Regions from separate parts of the Homo sapiens genome. Here region 1 is linked to region 2. A link is an interaction called in ENCODE POLR2A ChIA-PET data of the cell type or tissue named here. Cell type or tissue: PC-9. All regions are shown on one strand. Links, peaks and the distances in the headings refer to the core of each region. The heading gives the core; the rest is flanking DNA. Region 1 has its middle 50 kb from the start of SPOPL-DT. Region 2 overlaps SPOPL (speckle type BTB/POZ protein like).

Region 1 (5,389 bases), core at 75-5,074, 62 kb before region 2:
AATGGCTAAAGATAATAATAGTGAATGTAAAAAAGAAAAGAAGGAAGAGAAGGAGGACCGATCTAAGAGATTAGGGGGAAACTAATATATAAGAGAGTTAGATAAAAAGGATCTAACATAGATACTGGGTTGTAAAGCACCAAACAAATACAAAAAGTTATTTGAAAATATGAAACAAGAATAATTTCCCTGAATTGAAGGCAAATGCTGCAGACTGAAAGAACACACTGAATTTGAAAGAAATTTGACGCAGAGCAGTCAACGCCAATTTATATTCTAGTTAGGTTATTCTCCTTATGCTAGTTGTGCTACTATCAAGCATTAAGGAAAAGAATTCAAACAAAAAAGACCAAAAACGCCAATCACTATCACCGGGGAAGTAATCACACTGGCCTCAGATTCCTTGACAATTGGAGATTGGTTGTACCGATCTTCATGGTTCTGGGAGGAAATCATAGTTAATAGTACATTGTAATAGTCCTATTATGTTAAAAATAATTTTTAATAAAACTAGGAAGGTAGATAGAATGAGATGACAGAACATATGTGACTGTTAATGTCCTCATCATTTATAGCAGGGAATCACTATTAAAACTGAGAACTTAAAAAAAAGACTCCAATTCCAACCTTTTTTTTTTTTTGAGATGGAGTTTTGCTCTTGTTGCCCAGGCTGGAGTGCAATGGTGCGATCTCGGCTCACCACAACCTCTGCCTCCTGGATTCATGTGATTCTCCTGCCTCAGCCTCCCAAGTACCTGGGATTACAGGCATGCGCCACCATGCCTAGCTAATTTTGTATTTTTAGTAGCGACAGGGTTTCTCCATTTTGGTTAGGCTGGTCCCGAACTCCTGACCTCAGGTGATCCACTCGCCTTGGCCTCCCAAAGTGCTGGGATAACAGGCGTGAGCCACCGCGTCTGGCTCCTCCAATCTCTTAACATTTGTGTTTTTCCAAAATTTCTTCCACAGTCTTAGAGGAATATTTTACGTTGAAAGAAAAAAAAAATATTTATTTGAAGCTTACACTTTCATCAGGGTGTTTGGGAATTTTTGTTTGGTGTGTACGTATGCACATGTGTGTTTGGGTCATAAAGAAATTTGCTTGTTTCTTTTTCACTTTAAAAAAACATCTGTAGGCCAGGTGCAGTGGCTCACATCTGTAATCCCAGCACTTTGGGAGGCTGAGGCAGGCAGATCACCTAAGTCAGGAGTTTGACACCAGCCTGGCTGACAGAGCGAAACTCCGTCTCTACTAAAAATACAAAAATTAGCCAGGCAGGGTGGCACATGTCTATAGCCCCAGGTACTCAGGAGGCTGAGGCAGGAGAATGGCTTGAACCTAGGAGGCAGAGACTGCAGTAAGCTGAGATCGTGCCACTGCACTCCAGTCCAGATGACTGAGCAAGACTCCGTCTCAAAAACAAAACAAAACAAAACAAAACAAAACAAAACAAAACAAAACAAAAAAACTACAATAGGCCAGGCATGGTAGCTCACGCCTGTAATCCTAGCACTTTGGGAGGCCAAGGCAGCTGGATTGTTTGATTTCAGGAGTTCAAGACCAACCTGGGCAACATAGCTAAACCCCATCTCTACAAAATATTAAAAAATTGTCTCGGCATAATAACATGCACCTGCAGTCCCAGCTACCCCAGAGGGTTCCTTGAGCCCAGGAGTTCAAGGTGGTAGTAATCTATGATAGTGCCACTGCACCTCAGTCTGGGCTACAAAGTTAGACCCTGACTCTTTAAAAAAAAAAAAAAAAAAAAAGTCGTCTATAATATAATCATATTTTAAAGCATTTCCTTCCTGTCTAGCTGTCTATTTTTTAAAGAAACATGCCTGGATAAAGTTCATCTAATATTAACCAAGTTTCTTCTTATGTGGTGAGATTTAACTGATTTTTAAATCTCTATGTTTGTACTTTTTGCAGTGTTTGAATTCCTTCTAAAAATACACTTAGTATTTACAAGAAAAGATAGAATAATTTATTTTATTAAAAATAAGACTGTAAACAAGACAAAATATTAACCAACAACTATAAATCTCTTTATGGAGGGATATGAATCATCTTAGTGTCCTTCTTTTACTTTTTTCTGATTGACAAATAATAATTCTATATATTTATGGGGTAGAATGTGATGTTTCAATACATGTATACATTGGGAGATGATCAAATCAGGGTAATTAGCATACCCGTTACCCCAAATGCTTATCATTTCTTTGTGGTGAGAACATTTAAAAACTTCTCTTTTAGTTATTTTGAAATATTTAATACATTAACTATCGTTACCTTGCTGTGCAACAGAGCAGCTAGAACTTATTCCTCCCAGCTGTAACTTTGTACCTGTTGACAAATGCCTCTCCTTTTGTCCATCTACCTCCCCCAACCCAAGCCCCTGGTAACCATCATTCTGCTCCCTACTTCTATTTTTTTCTTTTTTTTTTTTAATTTTAGCATCAGAATTACTTGCAAATCTGCTCTCTCCTTCTATGAGCTTGCCTTTTTTAGATTTTACGTATACATAAGATCACATGGTATTTGTCTCTCTGTGCCTGACTCATTTCACTTAACACAATATCCCCTAGGTTCATCCATGTTGTTGAAAATGACAGAATTTCAGTTTATTTTTTAAGGACGAATAGTATTCCATTATGTACATATACCACATTTTAAAAATCTATTCATCCCTTGATGGAAAGTTAGGTTGTTTCCATATCTCGGCTATTGTGAATAATGCTGCAATGAACATGAAGTGCAGATGTCTCTTTGGCATACTGATTTTAAATCCTGTGAGTATATACCCAGTAGTGAGATTGCTGGATCATATGGTAATTCTATTTTTAGTTTTTAAAGAAATCTTTATATTATTTTCAAAATGTCTACTAATTTACAATACCACCAAGAGTGTATAAGGGTTCCCTTTTCTCCACATCCTCACCAACACTTATTATCTTTTATGTTTCTGATAATAGTCAATCTACAATTGTGAGGTGATATCTCATTGTGGTTTTAATTCGCATTTCTCTGATGATTAAAGATGTTGAGCATTTTTTTCATGTATCTGTTGGCCACTTTAAGAAGTGTCTATTCAAGTCCTTTGCCCATTTTTAAATAGAGTTGTTTTCTTGTTATTGAGTAGTTTGGGTTATTTATACATTTTGGATATTGGCTCCTTATCCCATATGTGATTTGCAAATATTTTCTCCCAATCTGTGGATTGTCTCTTCTCTCTATTAAGCTTCTTTTACTTTTTAATAAAAGTTTGTTTCATGTCTTTGCAAAACAAGGTTCCAGACTTCATTTGAGAATATGCAGGGAAGTTCAATAATTTGTGACAGCATATTGCAGGGTAAAGAGTACTCAAGCTTTAGATTGAACCTAAGTTAAATATCAATTATCTATTGTTATGTAGTAAATCACTCCAAACTTAGGTAGCATAAAATGACTACTATTTTATATACTTATGACTTTGTGGGTCAAGTAGTTAGGCAATGTACAATGATAATAACTTGTTTCTGTTCTTTGATATCTGGGACCTCACCTGAGGTTACTTAAATATCCAAGAGCTGGCTGGAATGGCTCAATGGAGGCCATATGTCTGGAGTCTTGGTTCTGACTCTTAGCTTGGGCTCCTCATATTATGGTAGTCTCAAGGTTCCAAGAGGAAGCATTACAAAGAAGACAAACTCCCTAAGTCCAAGTGCTTAGTAAGCCTCTATTAATATCATGCTTGCTAATGTCCCATTGGCAAAAGCAAGTCCCAACGTCAAACCTAGACTCAATGTGGGAAGGGCATACACAAGAAATTTGGATCTTGGCTCTATCATTTTTGACCTTGACAAGTAATTTTATTTCCCTGAGTCTCAAAAGAGTTTTCTTTTCTGTAAAATGATGATAACAATACCCAATTCACTTGGTTTAAGGGATTAAATGAGACAAAAGTATAGCTAACAGAGAACCTAAGAAATAGTACATGTTTAATAGATATTAATTTTCATAATACTTATTATAAAAACATAAAGGGTACTTTTGTTTAAAAATGGTTGCACAGCTTATAAACTTACCTTTTGAATAAGTTTTATACAGTTTTGATTAGCACCATTTTAAATCTGTTTTTCAGTGTTTTTATTTACTTTGGGTCCCCCACACAAATTCTGTAAGTCCTTCTATGCAATGGTTACCTTATTTTCTATTTCCTTTGTTTCTCATCTTAACTTTTATTTTTATAGGCTTCTAATCAAAAGTACATTTTCCATTAAACTACTTGGAGGACATCTTATTTGATCTTCATGCAACCTTATGATATAGATAAAGAAAGTACTATCTTCACTTCACAGTTGGGGAAATTATGGCTGAGAAGGGTTAAATTAATATCTAAGATCATCCATTAGCATAGGCAAGACTATGTCCAAAGTCTCAGTCTTCCCAGTCTTCAGAGCTGTAGACCATAATATATCTTTCTAAATTCTCATGAGCCTCTTAAGAAATCTTTGTGAACATTCCAGAAATGTTATCATTGCAATGTTTCTACAATCTTTTCATATGTTGATTTACTGTCTAATAATAGAAACAGAATCCACCATAGTTAAGAGAACCTAACTTACTTTCTCCAGATATCAGATGCAAACCTGTTATAATATTAGTATGTATTTAACATTGTAAGAATATGCAGGAAACTTCTGGCTGTAAAAGGGCTCTTTTCTTTGTATTCAAATAAAAAAGGACTTAGAAGCTCACCGATTAACTGGAGAGTGTTGAAGGGAGACTCCTTAGAATATACCTGTTTCTGCTTTGTTTCCTTTAATTAAGAAAGATCAAGGTCTCATAAAGATGCCAGTGGAGGCTGGGTGCCGTGGCTCACTCCTGTAATCCCAGCACTTTGGGAGGCCAAGGCAGGCGGATCACCTGAAGTCCGGAGTTCGAGACCAGCCTGGCCAACATGGTGAAATCCCGTCTCTACTAAAAATATGAAAATTAGCTGGGCGTGGTAGTGCGCACCTGTAATCTCAGCTACTTGGGAGTCTGAGACAGGAGAATAGCTTGAACCCCGGAAGCAGAGGTTGCAGTGAGCCACAATCGCACCATTGCACTCCAGCCTGGCTGACGAGAAAGTCCGTCTCAAAAAAAAAAAAAAAAGAGGCAAGTGGAAGCTTGATATTTGCAGATGAGTCTCACATACCAACACACATTCATTCATACAAGCATGCACACACACGTACACATCAGCGGAAACGGGTAAATGTCTGATATCTGTATACTGATATCAAATGTTAAATTCTGTATAATCTTTTACAAAAGTAACACAAAGATTGAGGAGGAGTACAAGATTTTGTGTACCAATTAGAGATCTTCAGTTGCAATGAAAAAGGCTAATACTGGCAAACT
Region 2 (5,389 bases), core at 285-5,284:
TAAAGCTGCTATGAACAACCTTATGCAGGTTTTTGTGTAGACATAAGTTTTCAGCTCTTGGTAAATACCAAGGACCATGATTGATGGGTAGCATGGTAAGAGTACGTTTAGTTTTGTAGGAAACCACCCAACTGTCTTTCAAAGTGGCCATACCATTTTACATTCGCATCAGCGATGAGTGAGAGTTTTTGTTGTTCCATATCCTTGTCAGTATTTGGTATTATGCTGCTGTTGGTTGAAGTAGTCTATAGATGTCCATTATGTCTAGTTGATTGATAGTGTTGTTGAGTTCAAACTTGTCCTTACTGATTTTCTACCTGCTGGATCGGCCCATTTCTGTTAGAGGGGTGTTGAAGTGTCCAACTACAATAGTGGATTCATCTATTTCTCTTTGCAAATCAGATTTTGCCTTACATATTTTGATGCTCTGTTGTTAAGTACATATAAATTAAGAATTATGGAGAATTTACCTCTGTATCACTTTATAATACCCCTCTTTATTCCTGATAACTTCCTTCACATTAAAGTATAATTAAGTGATCTTTAAGGTAAAGATTGCAATAGTCTCAAGGTGTTTTTTCAGCTGTCATTTGGATATATTTTTTAATGTTTTAGGAAATTCCTCTGTAGTTTTTTATAAGACAAAAAAATGAAATAAAATTAACAGTGAGTATAAATTTGTTCTGAGATTGCTAAAGCAAGTACAAATACAGGAAGCTACCAAATGTCTAAGTGAATTTAATTTCATTTAATTAAATTTTTTTGGTGACAACACTTAGGATCAGTTTAAACCTTTACTAACTGTTTAGGAATTAAGTTTTGGTAGAAAAGCTCAAGTGGGGCATGGGCACACACTAAGCAGATTTGATCATTTCTCATTGCATTTAAAGTGCAACCTTTATCCTGCATGTAGAATTTAAAAATAAAAATAATAAATGAAGTACATCTTTTAAAACATGAAAATACTTTTTCCTGTAAGCATTTTATCAATGGCGTTTGAGAACTGGCTTGAATTGTGGAGTATCTTGGTTTATGCATTAATATTGTTGATGATTTTATTTTCTCAAGTGTCTGATTTATTTTTACTGTTGTCTCTCTGCCTCTCCCTACCCCCAAGTGTTTTATCAACAAAAATTGCATCTTTAAGTTGTGTAATGAAACCAGTATTTTTTCTTAAGAGGGTATACCAGGTGTATTCGCACATGGGCCTGAGAAACTGACAGCTTTCTACAGTGTAAAGATAACCTTTACATCAAATTTCCTTATAGATTATTTTATTAAAAGAGAAGAAGTACCCTTTGTAAAGCACTTGTGTCAGACAGACACTGTGTTGAGTACTTAAGACATTTTATCTCATTTACTTCTAATCACTAACCCATGAGGTATAGATAATACCATAATTTTTTGAATCACAGTTGCTGTCAATTACCAGATGGATTATTATTTTATGTACCGCAGAGAGAGAGAACTGCGGATTATAATTGTAAGATGCTATCAATTTCAGAAATGTTAAAATGTGACAAAAATAGCTGTCTTAGAATTAGTGAAAGGTGGAATTAGTGCTACCTTGTTTTGTGGTTGTCACTCAGGATTCTCAAGACAACTCACCTCCCAAAATGAAGTCAAGTCTGGACAAACGTAGGTCTGCTTTACTCCAGAGCTCTCCAGGCATCAGAGCATAGAGACTAGGAGCATACAGCCACCCTGCCATTTAATAGCTGTATGACTTTAGGGAAGTTACTTAAAGTCTTAGTTTTCTCTTCTGTAAAATGGAAATGGAAATGATAATGGTAAAACCATATAGTTGTTATGAGAACTGAATGAGTTGTATATACATTTATAATGTGCTTTCCATGAGGTTAAATGCTTTGCATATATATTGGTTAATTAAATTGGTTAATTAAAACAGTATTGTTTCTGATCTAAGTAGATGCTTGCTTAAAAGGGAGAGGAAAAGAGCCTTATCAAATGGTTCATTGATATTTTGTGCACATAATGAATATTAAAATTATTAAATCATTAAAATATTGATTTGTCTTTTAAAATTAATGTAAGATTGCAGTCTTGACAATTTTGACATCTAAATTACATTTTTATTTTCATAAAAATAATACTGTATAAAGTTTTAGCTGAAATCTGCTTTCCTTTCATCTCTGTTATGACATATTTAGTCAGAATATTGATGTGCTATGATGGATATCTTGAAAATAACCTGTGATGTAGTTGGGATTCCTGTCAACCTCATAAGAAACTGATTCAGAAATTTTTTTAAAGGGTTTCAGTATTATTGACGCGTGTTTTAATTTCAGTTAAAATATACTGCTTTTTCATTGCACAGTGTATAGAGGAAAGATAATACCGAGACAGTTTTTGTAATAGTTTTATATGCACATGATTTTGTTGGTTCACCTTGAGATTTAAAATCTTGTCATCTTGCTGAACCACAGTTCTATAAAAATAAAATATAATATTTTCGTATACCCTGATAACAAAAATGGGTTAAGACCTTCCTTTGAACTTCTTGCTTTTTCCTTCATTCCCACTTTTGCTTTGTTTTCATTGTTTTTTGTTTGTTTGTTTGTTTATTTTGGACTCACATTATTCATTTACTTCACAAGTAGTTATTGACTGACTGTTAAATACCAGGTCCTGTATTTACAGTGATGAATTGGAAATAGCCCTTGACCTGGAAGAACTCACTATTTGGGATTTATTAAGTGTCTAGTCATTGAGTACTTAGGCATGGTGCCAAGGACTTTATATATACATCTTTTGTTTTAATCCTCGTAACTACACTGCTAAGGTAGGTCAGTGCTTCTTGAATGTTTCTATTAAATAGATGGCAGAGAAGAGGAAATTCTTGGGGAATCAAAGGGAGGTGACAGTCTGAGTGTGGTAATGATGGTGGTGAAGGGGGAGAGCTTTGATGTTAAAATTCTTTTCAATTTAGTGTTTTCTCTTACAAATGTTTTGAGGCCATGATGGCTCACGCCTGTAATCCCAACTCTTTGGGAGGCCAAGGCAGGAGGATTGCCTGAGGCCAGGAGTTCTAGACTAGCCTGGACAACATAGCAAGACATTGTCTCTATAAAAAATTTAAAAATTAGGCCGGGCATAGTGGCCCACGCCGGTAATCCCAGCACTTTGGGAGGCCGAGGCCGGTGGATCACCTGACGTAAGGAATTTGAGACTAGCCTGGCAACATGGTGAAACCCCGTCTCTACTAAAAATACAAAAGTCAGCCGGGTGTGGTGGCACACACCTGTAATCCCAGCTACTCGGGAGGCTGAGGCAGGAGCGCTTGAACCTGGGAGGCGGAGGTTGCAGTGAGCCAAGATTGCACCACTGCACTCCAGTGTAGGCGACAGAGTGAGATTCCATCTTAAAAAAATGATAAAAATAAAAATAAAATTAAAAAATTAGCCACATGTTGGTGTTGTGGTGCACGCCTGTAGTCCCAGCTACTCAGGAAGCTGAGGCAGGAAGATCACTTGAGCTCAGGAGTTTGAGGAGGCAGTGAGCTATGGTCTTGTCACTGCGCTCCAGCCTAGGAAATAGAGCTAGACCTTACCTCAAAAAAAAAAAAAAAAAAAATTGGCTTTTGCATTCTGTTAACATACCTTTCTTTGTTTTGATATAAACAAATTTTTAATGTAAAAAAATTAATTAGCATGAGGGAAGATTCAAAAAAGTATCCTGTCCCAATTTTAGGGTAGAGGGAATATGGTACTGGGAGCAGGATTTTATTATACACTTCAGGGCATCAAGGGGGCTCATTTATTTGTTAAACTTTTTTTGCTTTTTTATTTTAAGTAAACTTTTGAAGTGTAACATGCAAAGACATGCACATATCATCATACAGCATGTATGGTGTTTTATCCTGGCTTCTTACCTTAAACATACATATATGGTTATGTGATCCATAAACCCCGAATATCTGAAACAGGTCTCAGTTAATTTAGGAAGTTTATTTTGCCAAGGTTGAGGACCTGCGCTGGGGTAACAGCCTCAGGAGGTCCTAAAAACATGTACCCAAGGCGGTCAGAGCATGGTTTGGTTTTATACATTTTAGGGAGACATGAGACATCAATCAACATATGTAAAATTAATATTGGTTTGGCCCAGAAAGGCAGGACAACTCGAAGCTGGGAGAGAGGGCTTCCGTTTGAGTTTCTGATTTGCCTCTCAGAAGGAGGCAATCAGATAATGCATTTAGCTCAGTGAGCAGAGGGGTGACTTTGAATACAATGGGAAGCAGGTTTGCCCTGAGCAGTTTCCAGCTTGACTTTTCCCTTTAGCTTAGTGATTCTGGGGTCCCAAGGGTTTTTTCCTTTCACAGATTCAAGCATGTTGCCTGTAGCAATAGTTTATTCTCACTGCTTCATAATATTCCACTGTATGACTCTGTATATCATGATTTATCTGTTTTACTGTTAATGGACATCTAGGTTGTTTCCAGTTTGGGGCCGTCATGAATAGAGTCCCTGTAAAATATCCTTGTATTCCTGTCTGTGCATGTCTTTTGGTCCCATGTGTGCATTTCCCTGGGTAATGTACCTTGTAATATAATCACTGGGTCATATGTGTGCCTTGTTCAGTTTTAGTATAACCCAGTGATTTCCAAAGTTGTTGTACCAATGTATAACCTCATCAGTAGTAGATGAGAATTTCTAGTTGTCCCACATACTCTGGAACATTGGCTTGATATTCTGTCTCATATATTTAGCCATTCTGGTGGGTGTAACATGGTATTAAGTTGTGGGTAGGCTATTTTCTCAAAATAAACATGATTCCTTTCCCTACTCCTACCCTTGGTCCCCTCCTTTGTGAACACCAGGGGAACGTGGAACAGACACCTGTATATTTTCATAAAACCTATCAGATGATTCTGGTCACCTTGCCAGTTGGTAAGATGCAGAATATACAACAAATTTAAGTATAATTTAAGGAAAATGAGACGGTCATGAAAATTATAGCTCCGCAGTGTAGTTTATTGACTTTCTGACAAATAGTGCACTTCTAACTTGATAAACATGGATGAGTTTTAAGATTTTGCAAGCTGGTGAAAAGTTTTGTAGGCTTTTTTATTTGACTGAGTGAGTTTGCAACATTGGCCCAAAGCTCTAATTACACAATGCTGGAATGCGCTTGTTCTTACTTGACCATCTACCCAGATTGCAGGTTGTGTTCATTCATTATTCTGTGGGGTTTTGCTACAGTTGAAAGAAGGGGAACACTATATGAGCAGATCTTTCTCAATTTTCAGAACTTGAAAAAAGTTGGCAGAATAAATTTTACCATTTCCTCACAGCATGCTGTGTGTTTTTATGTCTAATTTCTTGTTATTTGTGGAGTTTTTCTTTTAAATTTCACAGAAGTGTTGCTAAGC

What was found. ChIA-PET counts read pairs that join two places held together with the same protein. Peaks named below come from ENCODE experiments on the same cell type or tissue, not always from the same donor. Only the 100,000 strongest peaks of a DNase experiment are listed, where the experiment ranks them.
Region 1: POLR2A ChIA-PET joins it to region 2 with 5 read pairs; 5 of 35 experiments call an interaction of 5 or more read pairs at or near these places.

Annotation. Positions count from the first base shown.
Region 1 is chr2:138,448,822-138,454,210 of GRCh38, forward strand. No RefSeq gene overlaps it. Among named protein-coding and RNA genes, the nearest start is that of SPOPL-DT, 50 kb to the right of the region's middle. In PC-9, for the core only: no CTCF peak of the experiment used is centred there; no DNase peak of the experiment used is centred there.
Region 2 is chr2:138,510,166-138,515,554 of GRCh38, forward strand. All of the region lies in intron 1 of SPOPL (speckle type BTB/POZ protein like), which reads left to right. Among named protein-coding and RNA genes, the nearest start is that of SPOPL, 11 kb to the left of the region's middle. In PC-9, for the core only: no CTCF peak of the experiment used is centred there; a DNase peak (open chromatin) is centred at 2,756; H3K27ac peaks cover 502 bases.